Regions from separate parts of the Mus musculus genome. Here regions 1 and 2 are each linked to region 3. The links are chromatin loops, found by intact Hi-C in ENCODE. Cell type or tissue: left cerebral cortex. All regions are shown on one strand.

Evidence for each region. Peaks named below come from ENCODE experiments on the same cell type or tissue, not always from the same donor. Only the 100,000 strongest peaks of a DNase experiment are listed, where the experiment ranks them.
Region 1: it touches region 3 in a loop (2.1-fold over the local background); 7 of 42 quality-filtered maps call a loop at or near these places.
Region 2: it touches region 3 in a loop (5-fold over the local background); 4 of 42 quality-filtered maps call a loop at or near these places.

Annotation. Positions count from the first base shown.
Region 1 is chr1:131,655,676-131,660,675 of GRCm38, forward strand. The region is part of intron 1 of Ctse (cathepsin E); the gene reads left to right. Among named protein-coding and RNA genes, the nearest start is that of Ctse, 20 kb to the left of the region's middle. In left cerebral cortex, a CTCF peak has its summit at 2,624 (motif pointing left); a DNase peak (open chromatin) is centred at 2,568; H3K4me3 peaks cover 473 bases; H3K27ac peaks cover 547 bases.
Region 2 is chr1:131,762,837-131,767,836 of GRCm38, forward strand. It overlaps Slc26a9 (solute carrier family 26, member 9), which reads left to right. Exons shown (of 21, transcript NM_177243.4): 15 at 79-171; 16 at 309-422; 17 at 958-1,239; 18 at 2,151-2,205; 19 at 3,048-3,190; 20 at 4,973-5,000. Among named protein-coding and RNA genes, the nearest start is that of Slc26a9, 21 kb to the left of the region's middle. In left cerebral cortex, CTCF peaks have their summits at 1,052 (motif pointing left), 2,935 (motif pointing left) and 4,815 (motif pointing right); a DNase peak (open chromatin) is centred at 2,937.
Region 3 is chr1:131,552,876-131,557,875 of GRCm38, forward strand. No RefSeq gene overlaps it. Among named protein-coding and RNA genes, the nearest start is that of Fam72a, 27 kb to the left of the region's middle. In left cerebral cortex, a CTCF peak has its summit at 2,438 (motif pointing left); a DNase peak (open chromatin) is centred at 2,428; H3K27ac peaks cover 335 bases.

The DNA of each region.
Region 1 (5,000 bases), 100 kb after region 3:
CAGCTGTAAAACACCCTGCTGAACTTGGTGTACTCTAAAGAGGGAACAGGCCATCAAAGCCATGAAGAGGGGCCCCAAGGGCCACCCACTTGGATGCCACTTTAATGAAGCAGCTACCTGGCAGGTTCAGTAAGCAGGCCGACCCTGTGCCAGGCTTCTCAGCAGATAGCAGGGCTCTCGAGTTGTTCTACTTGTCAGTTGTCAAAACCCAGATCACAGCTTTTAAGGGCATTCCAGCAAGAATCCATCTGGAAGCCGCCTCCTGAGTAAGCAGCTATCAGAAGCCCCTAATGAACTTGAGGTTTTCTGCCCACCATGTAACACGAATCATGCTACCCAGAATGTAGTGCCAAACACATTCTACAACATTAGGGACATGAAGAAACAGCAGGTTTTCAGGTTTGGGTACCTGATTTTCATTTTTTGGTGCTAGGGATCGAACCTGGGGCCTTGGGCATGCTTGGTAAGTACCCAACCACTGAACTGTAGTCCCAACCCCACCTTTCCATTTTTCATTTGGATACAGGGTCCGATTAAGTAACCAGCAGGCCTTGATCTTTCTATATTCCTGTCTCAGCTCCTCAAATAGCTGGACTACCAGCTCACAACACCAGGTTGCTGCTGTTTATAAAATTTATTTATTGGGAGAAGGGGTAGTACACACCCATGCCACAGTGCTTGTGTGGAGGTCAGAGGGTAATTTGAGGGAATCAGTTCCCTCTTTGCGCTATGTAGGACCTGGGAACTGAACTCAGGTCCTCGGGCTAAGCAGCAATAACTTTCACCTATTTGGCTACCTCATATACCCTACCACATCGTTTTTTGTTATTGTTTAACATATTCTTATTGAGAAAAACTTTCTCTAATTCTAGTGGTAAAGAATTAGGGACCAAATGTGATTCCCCACTCAACAGTACGACCACAAATTGTAAAGGTTTTTTTTTGTCTCCAGAGGTGGGAAGTTATTTGTCCCAGGCTTAGTAAGCTAGGGATGGTGCAGGACTAGAAGGTGAGCCAGTGCTCTCAGACCCCAACTAGCTGCTTCCCCACCGTCTCAAACTCTTCGACACTTTAGGTTCTTCTTCCCAATCCAGATGCAGGCATAGCAGATGTACCAATAGCGGGAGAGGCAGTGCAGACTCAAATGCAAAACGGAGCCACATGTTTGCGTTTGGACCCTCTAGTGGTATGGCTACTGGAGTTTTCTGAACATCAGTTTCTTCATTTGAAAAAGTAGAGCAAACAATGCCTTGGAGATATATTTATCTTAACAACATTGCACAGGCACACCTGGTAGCCCAGATGATCTATTAAAGATACCTGCCCCCAGGTACTGGAATTACAGGGGCTGGCAAGATGGCTCAGCGCTTAAAGGTGCTTGCTGCCAAGCCTTATTGATGACTTGAGTTTGATCCTTGCTACCCACATAGTGGAAGGAAAAATCCAACTTCCTCAAGCCAGACGTCTACAAGCAAGCTAAGGCATATATGGACATCACACACAAACACACAGACACACGTACACACATACACACACACACACACACACACACACACACTAATAAATAAATGAATAAATGAATAAATAAATAAATAAATACATGAATTTTAAAAAGAATGACCGTAAGCTATCTAGGTGAACAAGTGAGTACTTCCTTTACGGGATGAAGGAAGAGGACTCTGTTTACTAAGGGGTATGTCAGATAATTTTGATTGACAGCTTCAATTACATAAAGCCTTTGCTCACTATGCGTGTCTCTTCCCATAATGCATCTAATGTTAATCATATGTATGCCCAACTATGCATAAACATAAGAAGGTAAATAATTTTTTTCCCAAAAGTTCACTCAGAGGGCACAACTTGCCTTATTGCACCTCACTGATTTGACTTTGAAGTGAAAACTCAAAGCCCACTCCCACCCCCCAGTGACACACCTCCTTCAACAAAGCCACACTTAATCCTCCCTAAAAAATCTGCCAGCTGGGGACCAGACATTTAAATACATAAGCCTATGGTTACCTTGATGTTTAAGGTTAGTTAGACAACGCTGAGATACCTACACCTGAATTGTGCCTACTGAAAAATAGAGGGGCCTCAGTGATCCTTTTTCTGAAATTAGATAAGCGAGATTATGCACCCCAGCCTGTAAATAAATAACCGATGTCTGCCAAGACCTCCATTTGGAGGCTTTTCCACAGGGGAGTTTGTTGAATCTAATCAGATGCCTGTCTCAGCATCTTGAAACAGACATAATCTTAATCGCTCTTTTGAATGTGATTTTCTCCTGTAGATGGCCCTCCCTCCCTGACTCAGATAGCATCTCACTGTGTAACTCTGGCTGGCCTGCAGCTTGCTATGTAAACCAGACTGCCCTCATACTTGCAGCAGATCCACAGGGGTGCTCCACCATGTCCTGCACACACTTCCTCTTTTATAACTGAAGAATCTGAAACTCAAAAAAAAAAAAAAAATCACAAGCCGTTTGGTAGGACTCAAACGCTGCTTTGTCTACATTCAAGCCTGTAAGTCACTGTGCAAGAAGGATGGCACGCATGCGCGTGCTGGCAGGTCGCGGAAGCATCGGGCAGGAAACCTCCATGGTGCCTGCGCCCTCTACTGGCGACGCTGCTCAATTTCTGGTCTAAAAACCAATGTCCCAGAATACAACTGGTGGTGGTTGTAGTAATAACTCAAATTGACTGAGTTCGTGACATGGGGAGATGCTGGGGAGGTCAGAGTCTTCTGATTTCCAGTTGCACGAGAATGGGCGTCTTGGGAAAAAAAAACAAAGAAAACAAAGCTGTGCAAAAAATGTGTTTCCTGCCAAGTTCTCTGTTTCTGCATTAGACAGATGAAGGAGTAGTTTTGCTTTTTTCATAATTCAGAGAGGTTTGCAGATGTAATTTTTGCACCTACAAGAAATACAGTAGTGAGTCTTCCTGAGCATTTTATTGAAGGCAAGACAAAGAATAGTTTTAAAAACACATAATGAGGAGACACATACTGGGTACCTTGGGTATGCAGTGAGACCATGTCTCAAAGAACAAGCACATCTTTATGAACGTGAATGAGAACATTTGTTACCACACCAGGCCCTGTACATACCTTTTATTCTTCCAACCTTGCAAAACATCTGCCATGGCAGAAATTAATCTCTCCCTCTTTCTTTAGCTTCTCTATCTCCCTCTTTCAGAAAGGGGTTCTAGAACATAAGACCCTCTAGAAGAGTGGTTCTCAACCTCCCTAATGTTGGGACCCCTTAATATAGTTTCTTGTGTTGTGGTGACCCCCAACCATAAAATTCTTTTTCATTATCATTTCATAATTGTAATTTTCCTGCTGTTAGAAATCATGGTGTTATGAATTACAACGTAAATATCTGATATGCAGATGTATGGCTCCTAAAGGGGTTAAGAACCCCTACTCTGGATCCTTTAGTACAGTGCCATGGTTAGGAACATCAGCTTTAAAGTTAGGCCAACCTGGGTTTGGAATGGGGTTACAGCACTGGCACGGGAGCCATCCTGGGTCTCCATTTCCTCACGTGTGAAACGGCTTTAAATATCCTCGAAGGATTGGCGTGAGGTCTGAAGAAATACTTCTAAGTCCTTTAACATAGCATCTGAGACACAGCTACGCCCTCCCCACTGTCTCTTGTTCTCATTATTCAATTTAACCTCTTCATTTTAGACATGAGGACATGAAGTTCTGAAAGAAATTGCTTTATGGCCAGGTGGTCAGTTAGGGCAAAACTAGGTGGATCCAAGCATCCTGGGCCAGTCTCTCTATGCCTTGCCACCTACTGCACAGTGGATTTTCCTTTATCCCTCGGCTCTGAGCAGAAAGAGGTTAGGACATTTTCTTAACTCCTTGTCAGGGTCATTTTGAGCTGATGCTATTGCCAGAGATGGAGACAGGGGCTCCTGGAGTGTAGCTCCCTGCCATAAGGAGCCAGCATGTATCCCACACCAGACCAGCTGACTCCCATATAGCACTGTGCAGCTGCCCCTGTCATTATTTTATCCTTGTCAATCTGAAACTATAAAAAGAGAAGCTAATTAGGTAATGTCACGTGTCACCACCAACAGCTTCCCCACATTCTGGGAACTGTCAAACCTCTGCATGCAGCCAGCCATTCCTGGAGAGCCCTCTTGTCGAGGCTCCTTTGCACGTGCTGAGACTGGATGGCTGCCTACATTGTGTCCTTTGCCCCATGTGCCAATTTCTAATGTTCTCTATGATTTTTCCCAGAGGTCTCACACACACATAGACCCTCAAATGCTTAGGGGCTTTTGATCCAGAAATGGCTCGCACCATCCTTAACAATGGTCCACAGTAGTTTTCCGTTTCAGTCTGGGAGGATCCAGTGAGCCAGGTTAGGTGAGGTTCCTGGTGTTTCCAGAAAGGACAGAGCCCATCAGCTCTGATAAAAGTCCCTACAGGCCTGCTATCAATCTTTCTCAGACTTTCCCAAGCTCAGCAGACCCTATTAACAGACAGGCAGACTGAGTCTTCCTCCTCAGGGTCAAGTAACTCATAGTTGCCCAGGTCTCATTTAAACATGGTCTAACCTAACCCTACACATTTAATAAACAGATGGGGCAAGGTCAGAGATGGAGAAGGAGAGGCTTAGGTATGCTGGCATCAATAGCTCAGTGATGTATGCAGAAAGAGCCCTGGACTAGCAGTTAAGAAGCCTGGGTCACCCTAGCCCAGCCCTAATGACCTGTGCCATTGGAGATCACTTGAGCTCTCGCTGACCATGTTCCCATCTGCTGTGCAAGTGGATTGGTCTTGAGGACCTGGAGGCACTCTTCCAGCCCAAGGTTTTCTCAGTGACCGTATCCTGACCATGGGATGTGTTAAAGTGTTTTCAGTGTGTCCACATTCCTTGTTTTTTGCACTTAACCTTCCTAAAAACCCAGATGCTGTTGCTGAGGTGTCTGGTCAGGCAACTGTGAGCAACCATGACAGAGCTTGGTTCTGGACAAGTGACGAGC
Region 2 (5,000 bases), 210 kb after region 3:
AAGCTTAGAACCTCCCTCCTTCACTCTGTCCCCTCCCCAAGACCTATCTGTGACCTGAGCTCAGTCTCTCTGTCACAGGCCCAGGAAATTGCGGGAGTTAAGATTGTCACTTACTGCTCCCCTCTCTACTTTGCCAACTCAGAGATCTTCAGGCAAAAAGTCATTGCCAAGGTAAGCCTCCATCCTTGCTGACCAGAAGGGCTGAAAAGAGAGTGACCAGAAGATGGAAGCAGAAAGGGGCTAGGCGCCAAGGGCAGGCCATCCCACAGAGGTACAGGTCGAGATTGCTGTTGGTCCTCTCCCCACAGACAGGTATGGACCCCCAGAAAGTATTACTCGCCAAGCAGAAATATCTCCGGAAGCAGGAGAAGAGGACGGCGATACCCACACAGCAGAGAAAGTCCCTCTTCATGAAAACCAAGGTGAACTATGGCCTGGACCAGCTCCAGGCCCATTCTTAACTTGACCCTAACTCCCAGCCTGCAGCACCGTGAGAGGGAGGCAGGAAGTCTCTGGGAGCACTTGCTGGGAGCACTGATGGTCACTCTTCTAGGGGAAGGCTGTCAGCTCCTGGGTACCAGTGCACCCCATCTTCAATGGGAATTTTCTAGGTGGCCAGGCTGTGTGAGAGTAGAAGTATAGGAGAAGCAGGCAGACATGGGTAAATGCACTGGGAACCCTGCTCTCATCCTCTCTCTTATTCTCTCCCTTGTTCTCTCTCTCTCTCTCTCTCTCTCTCTCTTTCTCTCTCTCTCTCTCTCTCCTCAAGCAGAGCAGCCAAGGCTTCAGGCTTCTTCTTCAGGTTCTTGCCACTTGGGTTGGAGAGACAAGCCTGCAGGCCTCCATAGGAAGGGCTTTAGGAGAAACCTGTATTCACCACCAAGCTGAGACGTTGCTCTCCTGCCTCTGCTTGGCGTTCAGTGCCAAGGTCCTGACTGCCCCCCTTTCCACCCACAGACGGTCTCTCTACAGGAACTCCAACAGGACTTTGAAAGTGCTCCCTCTACTGACCCCAACAACAACCAAGCTCCTGCGGCTGAGGCTCACATATCCTACATCACCTTCAGTCCAGACGCCTCCACAGCTGCTGCATGTGAGCTGCCCGCCTCCACTCGGTCCCCCCAGGAGGCTAGTGACACTCTAGCCAGTGTGCCGCCCTTTGTCACCTTCCACACTCTCATCCTTGACATGAGTGGAGTCAGCTTTGTGGATTTGATGGGCATCAAAGCTCTCGCCAAGGTGAGGCTCCGTAGGGTGGGAGGAGCTTGTGTGGACAACTCCTGTCCATTTCCCTCCAGGCCCTCATTTGAACTAGCCGAGGGAGGTTCCAGACCCTAGGGACTCCTTGCCCCCAATGCAAACAGAGTGGACACACTCTTCAGTGCAAGTTGAGGACACTGAAGCATTGGAGTGAGTTCCCTGAGCCTCAGCACACCCACCAAGACCATCCTGCATTCTTTATCGAGTTATCAGTCCCAGACCACACCTTGGGTCCTCTGACTGAGGCCATTGGTCCTGCTGCCCACACTCACCAGTGAAGCCAGGAGAGAAGACACCATAGTACCTGCCGTGTACTAACACATAGGTCAAGCAGGCAGCCTGAGGATGCCAAGAATACAAGGGTCACTCTGATCACTCTTCAGTGGCCCTGCCAATGCCAGGTTGACAGCGAGCCTCAGAGAGGCCCCAGTGAAGGCAATCCAGGAGAGCAGAGAGGCTCAAAGCAGTTGATGTCACTACCAGGCAGGGACAGTGAAGGCCCTTCTCTGGTGTTGAGCTCAACTGACTTCTCTAGGTTGGACAATGAGGTGGAGACCTTCACTGAAAGCTTGCCTCATGGAACCTTGGTTCTGAACACTGAAAGCAAAGGTCTGGCCCTTAAAACAGGTCATGGTAACTTGAAGTGTCTGCCACACTGGCAGAGCCCCATTTCCGCTCCACTCCTCAGAGAGGCCTTGGGCCAACACTCCAGAGAGACCTAGGGTGCTCTCTGCCACTCATGCCTGTGGCTGCCAGGGCCCTCAGGATTGCTTGTCTGTTTGGCTTCCCCTCTGAAGTGTGTTTCATGAGTCGTTTTTAAGACCCACTCAAAACATTCCTTTCCTTTCTTTTCTCCCATTTCCTTCCCCTCCCTTCCCCAACTCCTCTAGCTAAGCTCCACCTATGAGAAGATCGGAGTCCAGATCTTTCTGGTAAACATCCACGGTAAGAAAACTGGGGGTCAGGTGGGCATTTAGGGGACCAGAGGCTGGAAAGGGATGCAGTGGGGACGGGTGAGCAGGTGAGCATCCTGTGGGCGGGGTATGTTCATGCCATTGAGAGTAGATAGAATTATATTCTGTTCACCCTAGTTTGTGTGTATGCTGAACCTAGCCAGCCAAGTCACTTTCTCCATCTTGGGGTTCATTTCCATACATAAAAAAATCGGGGTGGGGGTCGACTGGTTGAACTTGGGATCCTTTCCAAATCAGAAGGTTCATGGATCTGTTTTAGCACAGAAAACCCACATGCCCTGGCTTCCCAGAGACTTGTCTCCAAAGGGTGCTTTAAGCAGCCTCAAGGACATGTCTCCAAGCAAAGGACACTCGCTGCATTTGCACATATGCCAAGGGCAAAAAACACACAGAGACCAAGAGAAATATGAAGGGGATGCATACACATCCAGATGCCACCCAGCAGGGCTCTTCAAGGGCCCCATAAAGAGCACATTCATAACTCTTACCCCCGTGACCACTCCCCAAAAAACCATCTCCAGAATGTGATCAGAGTAAGGGCTCAGCCACATGTTGGAAGTTTGAGGAAAGAGGAAGACTGGGCCTTGAGGGCTGGAATTGGCAGCCATTTCCACGTGGATGTATTAACCTTTCCTTGACAAGCAACAACATCGCAAATCTAACCACTTCCTTCTGGTCGGGCTCATACTGCCCTCTGCCGTCCAGAACTGATACTGCAGGGCCAATTGTCCGCTTTCCCCCACCAGCCCCTCCCACCAACTCCAATCCACCAAGGCTGTTAGTTATCTTTTCCTGTTACCTGCCTTCTTACAGCCCAGGTGTATAATGACATCAGCCACGGAGGTGTCTTTGAAGATGGGTGTGTACAGCGCAGTCACGTGTTCCCCAGCATCCACGATGCAGTCCTCTTTGCCCAAGCAAATGCTAGAGAAGCCCCAGACCGCAACTTCCATGGGGTAAGTCTTCACGCCTAGAGAATCCTAGGTTCCAGCTCTCACAAGCAGGAGGACAAACGGACATCAGAAAGAACTGGAGATGGTTTAAGTTCCAATACCAATTCTGCCGTCTAGTTCTTTTGAATCTCGGGTCCCTGTCTATAGAATGGCACCGCCAACCATTGCCTGCCACACTAGGCTTGTTTCTGTTTAGGATTAAGTGATAATTATGCATCTGACATAAAGATTTGATGTTATTGATTGCTACTTATATATGCTGTCTCGCCTCCCACCACCTTCACTTTTTTTGGTAGTGGTGGTGGTGCCCTGGCTTGGAAATTTCAAGCTAAGGTGAATAGAGAAGCTGAGTTTTGTCTCAGCCTCTCAGCATTTAATTTACTAGCTCAGTGAGTGGTATGAGAGGAAGACATAAATAATTCTGTCTAAAATTTCAGAAATCTGAAGAGTCTGACCTAGCCACCCTTCACCTGCAGGTCCTGGAAAACTAGGGACCTAATTCCTGAGCCTTGTCCACAGGGACTCTTTTTATTATTAGATATTTTCTTTATTTACATTTCAAATGTTACCCCCTTTCCTCATTTCCCCTCTGAAAACCCCCTTATCCCATCCCCCCTCCCCCTGCTCACTAACCCACCCATTCCTGCTTCCCTGTCCTGGCATTCCCCTACACTGAGACATAGAGCCTTCACAAGGCCATCCTCTGCCACATATGCAACTGAAACCTTGAGTCCCTCCTTGTGTACTCTTTGATTGGTGATTTAATCCCTGGGAGCTCTGGGGTTACTGGTTATTTCATATTGTTGTTTCTCCTATGGGCCTGCAAACCCCTTCAGCTCCTTGGGTCCTTTCTCTAGCTCCTCCATTGGGGACCCTGTGCTCAGTCTAATGGATGATTGTGAGCATCCACTTCTGTGTTTGTCAGGCACTGGCAGAGCCTCTCAGGAGAGAGCTATGTCAGGCTCCTGTCAGCAAGCACTTGTTGGCATCCACAATAATGTATGGATTTGGTGATTGTATATGGGATCAATCCCCAGGTGGGACAGTCCCTGGATGGCCTTTCCTTCAGTCTCTGCTACACACTTTGTCGCTGTATCTCTTCCCATGGGTATCCATGGGACTCTTAAGAGTCCTTGTTATTTGTCATTACACCAATGACATCCAATTATTACACTTTAAGTGTAATATATGGTTTCAGTCTTTTGCATTTATTTAATGTGCATATATGTGTGTATAGACAAACACATCATGTCATGCATGTGGAGGCCAGAGGACAACCTATCCCTGTCCTTCTACCATATGGGTCCTGGGGATCAAATTTGGGTTCCTCAGCTTGGTGACAAGTGCCTTTACCCACTGAGCCATCTCTCTCACCCTTGTTTTAATATTTGTAAATAATTTATATTGCATACATTCTCTGCTTATCTATTATAAATCTTTCTCTCTCTCTCACACACACACACACACAATGCATACACACTCCTTACAATAGTGCGGTGAAGGAGAAAGCCAGCAAAAGGAGTTTGAATATTCTACCTTTACAGAACTCCAAAGAAAAGGAATCCCAAGGCCAAGCAACCTGCACCTCCTTGCCTATGATACTCACAAGGGGGCAGGCCTTGTGCACATCTGCCTCTAGCTGTGCTGTATCATGAGGCAGAGGAGGGCCAAAGATGGGAAAGGAGGAAACATGGGGTCCTCTAGAGCCTGCCCCCTTCCTGCCACCGTGCATCCACTGATGCTCTGATCTCTGAGCTCATCCTGCACCCGCTTCCTTCCCTTCAGGCTCCAGGGGATACTGAGTTCTCCTTGT
Region 3 (5,000 bases):
GGCTTCCCTAGCCTGCTCCTCACCTTGGTGTTGTCCAGGACTCGTTCCAGCAGTAAGATCAGCCATCTTAGTCCACTCTTTGGTGCCAGTAGGGTCCTTGCTGTTTTGCAGACAGCTGTTTCCCTGTTTTGTGTGGTGTGCATAGAACTTAAACCATCTCCTCTTCCTCTCAAGAGGATCTTAGATTCATGATGTCACTATTAATCACCTTCCAAAGGTTCCATTGCCAATTACGATCACACTGGCAGTCAGAGGTCCAACATATGGCATCACAATTCAGTCCACAGCAATACATATACATTTGTCGTTGCCATTACTCATTCTACCATGAAGCAAACTCCAGGGGAACAGAGACTTAATCTGCTTTGTGGGCTGTAATATTTCCACCACTAGAGCAGAGGGATGGCCCTGTAGATAAAAGAGTAACACCAAGGATCATCCAATTCTGTAGGGCAGCGGTTAAAGCAAAAGGTGCTGAAGGCCATACACTTTGAATGTGGCAAAACAGAACACCCCTAAGAAGGAACCCAGTGATGGGATCAATTAAAGGGAGACAGTGCTACAGGGTTGGAGTTACTGAGTACACATGATTATGCTAACATGTTTTTTAAGACTACATTTATACATAAATAGGGTTACAGATAGTGATGGATTAAGGCAGATTTTTTTTTCTTTTACTTGAAAACTTTGAAGACTTTTTTTAAAAGTCTTTTTAAATTTTATTTTATGTGTATGGTATTTTGCCTGTATGTCTGTGAACCATTTGCATGCCTAGTACCCTTGGGACTCAGAAGAAAATCCCCTGGAACTGGATTTACAGATGGTTGTGAGCCAGCATGTGGATGCTAGATAATGAACCCAAGTCCTGTGGATAAGCACCCTTAACTGCTGAGCCATCTCTCCAGTCCAACTTTGAAATCTTTTAATAGTTCACAAGTGTGGTATAGAAATTCACATGAATTTAAAGGAACAATGTTGTACTGTGTTGGTTTTTCTTCTAATATTCTAGTTTCTGAAAATGTTTTTTTTTTGTATATTCCAAAATGTACAACTTGAACACAAATTTTATTAGAAAAGTTATACTTAACATAATCATCAACTATTTTCAAGAACAATATTAAACCCAATAATGTGTAACAAGAAACTAATGACTTTGCTATAATCAAATGTTCAACTATCTACAGTGTCTTTTTACAAAGGGGATATCCATGGTTTACAGGCACATTGTATTGAAAAGAAAACTGCAAGAGCAATTTTATACAATTACCATTCTCGAGAAACTGAATCATTACAATAGTAATTACAAGTTGAAAATGGTTTTTACTATAACATCGTTGATCCTCCGATCTGAGACCTTTGGCAATGGTGGGGACTGGGATCCCATTGTGCAATGGTTGCACAGGCTGCACTGCAGGGATGCTCTAGTGACTCTGTCTTGTTCTCCTTGTAGTCGAAGGGAGGGATATTCCCTCCTACTCAGACCCTTCCCAGCACAACACCACTATTAACTTCTGTTCTCAGAGACTTCCCAATGTTGTGTAATAAGCAAAGTTGTTCATTGAAAATATCTGGTGTGGGAATAGAAGGCAGTGGAGACATTTGTCGTTGTATCAAAAGCAAAACATGACACAGCTAAGCTTTGAGATAAAATGTCATCTTACCAGGAAAACAAAATGACACGAATTCCATGTTCACTATGGACTGACATTTTTATAGCCTTCGTTAGATTATCCTGACTTAATTTTTGTAGGTATAGAAAAGAAACTGAGGGACCATAGCAAGTAAGAGAGAGAAGCCAGGCCTATGATCTATCTTTATAAGAAAACGTACATTCTATAAATTTCACCCATTTCAAATGTAGAACTCAATGATTCTTAGCATACTTAGAGAATTTTACAACCCCTAACATAGTCAAATTTCAGGATCTTTCCATCCTGTCAAGAAAGTAGGTCTTCATTAGAAGCTCTGCCACAGTTACCACCTCCCCATGCCCTGGACAACCACTAATCTCTTTCTGTCTCTAGATTTGCCTCTTCTGAACTTTTCTTCCAGTGGCACCATGCATTTTGTAGTCTCCTGCGACAACCTCCTTTGACTTAGCATTCTGTTGTTTCTCTTTATTGTCTGCAGTCTCCTAAAAATCAGTCCTTCCTCCAGCTCCGCTTGCCCAGAGCCCCTTTCCTGCTGAGCCAGCTTCATCCTGTGACCTGAGCAAAGCTGGGGAGGGGCCACTCAGAGCCTGGGACCATTGCTTTCTCCTGGAAGGACAAGGCTCTGCAGATGGCAGACAGTGAATGACATCAGGCTCTGCAGTGACTGGAGCTCGTGGCACCAGCTCTTCATTGTTCTATTTTTATTCTCGTGTTAAGATTTTTCAGAGGGAAGGCTTTACTCAAAAACTGCTTCTCTCTCTAGCTGCTCCTACAACCCCAGGCTGGACTCTGCTGCCACCTGCTGTCCTTTAGCCAGACACTGAACAGGAATAGAGAAGGCTTTGTTCCCGGTGATACAGTTACGTATTGAGTTCTATTCTTGTGCGTGCGTGCGTGCGTGCGTGCGTGCGTGCGTGCGTCTGTCTGTCTGTCTGTCTGTCTGCCTGCCTGCCTGCCTCTGTCTGTCTGTGTGTCTCTCTATATATACATAACATATATATGTATACATATGCCTCTGTTTCTCTATATATACATATATATATTTATATATACATATATAATATATGTCTGTGTGTAAGTCTGTCTCTCCCTGTGTCTGTGTTTATCTCTGTGTGTCTGTGTATGTGTCTGTGTGTAGGTCTGTCTGTCTCTATTTGTCTCTTTCTGTCTCTGTCTGTGTGTCTGTCTCTGTGTGTGTCTCTGTATGTGTTTGTGTGTAGGTCTGTCTCTGTCTCTCTCTGTATCTCTGTCTGTCTCTCTGTGTGTCTGTCTCTCTGTATGTCTGTGTATGTGTTTGTGTGTAGGTCTGTCTCTCTTTGTCTCTCTCTGTGTCTCTGTCTCTCTCACACACACACACAAAGTTTCAATACATGTATATAGTGATATCTTTCTATGAAAAATTAGTTGTGGTGGTTTGAATAGCTATGGCCCCATAGACTCATGTGTTTGAGTGCTTGACCTGTCTTTGGGTTTCCATTTCTGTGAAGACACCATGACCATGGCAACTCTTATAAAGGACAACATTTAATTGGTACTGACTTATGGGTTCTGATATTCAGTCCATAATCGTCATAGCAGGAAGCACAGCAGCATCCAGGCAGACATGATGCTGGAGTAACTGAGAGTTCTATATCTTCATCCATAGGAAGCCAGGAGCAGACTGTCTTCTAAGCAGCTAGGATGAGAATCTCAAAACCCACCCCAACAAGGACGCTCTTACTCCAGCAAAGCAATATCTCCAAATAGTGCCACTCCCTGGGTCAAACATATTCAAACCACTACAAGCCATTAGAAAATGTGGCCTTGGAGGAATTGTGTCACTGTGGAGGCAGGCTTTGAAGTCTCCTATGCTCAAGCTGTACCCAGCATGGTACAGTCTCCTTCTGCTGCCTGTGGATTCTAAGGGGTCTCATAGATGTGGAAGGTGGTAGTGTAGCAGTAGATCTACCTAATCTAGGCGCACAGAATGTATTCATATTAATTGAGTCGTGTTTTCATTGCCAGGGCATATTAGGGATGGAGAGAATTACTGCAACAATTACTACAAGATATAGCACTCTCAGCTGCTCCAGCACCAAGTCGGCCTGCACACTGACATGTTTCCCTCCGCATCTCTCCTCTGAGTCATGGAGATTCCTTTCTCCTCCCCCCTGCATCCTAGCCTGTGCAACTCTAAGGGTCCCGCCCCTCTCCCTTTACTCAGCCATTGGCCACTGGCATCTTTATTGATAGATCAAAAACCAACTGGGCACAAGGGCCTTTGGTGTTTGGATATGCAGATTCCCAATTGAATCAAAGCATTAGAACCAATCTCCAACATACTACAACATGCTTTTGAAAGTTGGGGGACAACTTGTGAGAGTTAGTTCTCTCTCCATCATGTGGGTTTTGGGGCTCAAACTCAGGTAATCTGCCTTGGTAGCAGCCACTTTTATCCACTGAGATATTTTATACGTTCAATCAGATTGTTTATCCATGGTGCACACAGGTACGCGCCTATAAGACACTCAAGGAATACCATCACATAAACAAACCTTTTACAGAGATTTGCAAGATCTCTGAAGATCTACTTCTTTCTGATCTCAGCAAGAGTGAATTGATCTTGGATAGCTAAGGGATGCTTAAAAAAAAAATAAAGCATGCACTCATGTGCATGTGTGCACACGCACCACAATACACTGATGTGGATGGGAGATGCTACCCCATCTAGCTTCCTTAACCCACAATCATTTTCAATGACCCATATGGCTTCCTTGTCCTAGATTATTGCTGCTATGACATCACTTGTGATTTCCTCCCTCCAATAGTCTCTATGGGGTAACTTGCTGTGCTAGGTCAGGCTCACACTCAAAAGGGAGAAAAGCTAAACTCTTTCCTGCTGAGCCTGCAGCCCACTGGGGCTGGCTCTTTTGGTTCTGACAGACTCCAGGCCAGTATCATGGCCCTTGCCTTTCTTTTAACCATACCTGGCTGCTGAAAGTGAAGCAGTCATTGGAAACCATTGCCTGTTTCCAATCTAGTTCTCTTCCCTCCCTCCCTCCAAGAATGGAGTTGTAAGACCCTGACCCTTGGTCAGTCCTCACCCCCCCATCCCCACTCTGAGAAATTTTTACTTAAGAATGATCATGTGGGTGGAGAATGGAACTTGGCCTAGCTTCACAGGAGGGGGAAGCTGTAAGAAGGGTGTGGGACTGGAAAAGCCCTGAGGGTCCCTCAGAGTGGTCAGATAGCAAAAGGAAAACAAGGAAGCCTTCACTGCTGCTTAGAAGCAGGAACTTAAAGGGAAAAGTAAAAGTTCTGAGACCCTCAGTAGGATGTTAATAAAAAGAGGTTGCAGGTAATGCAATT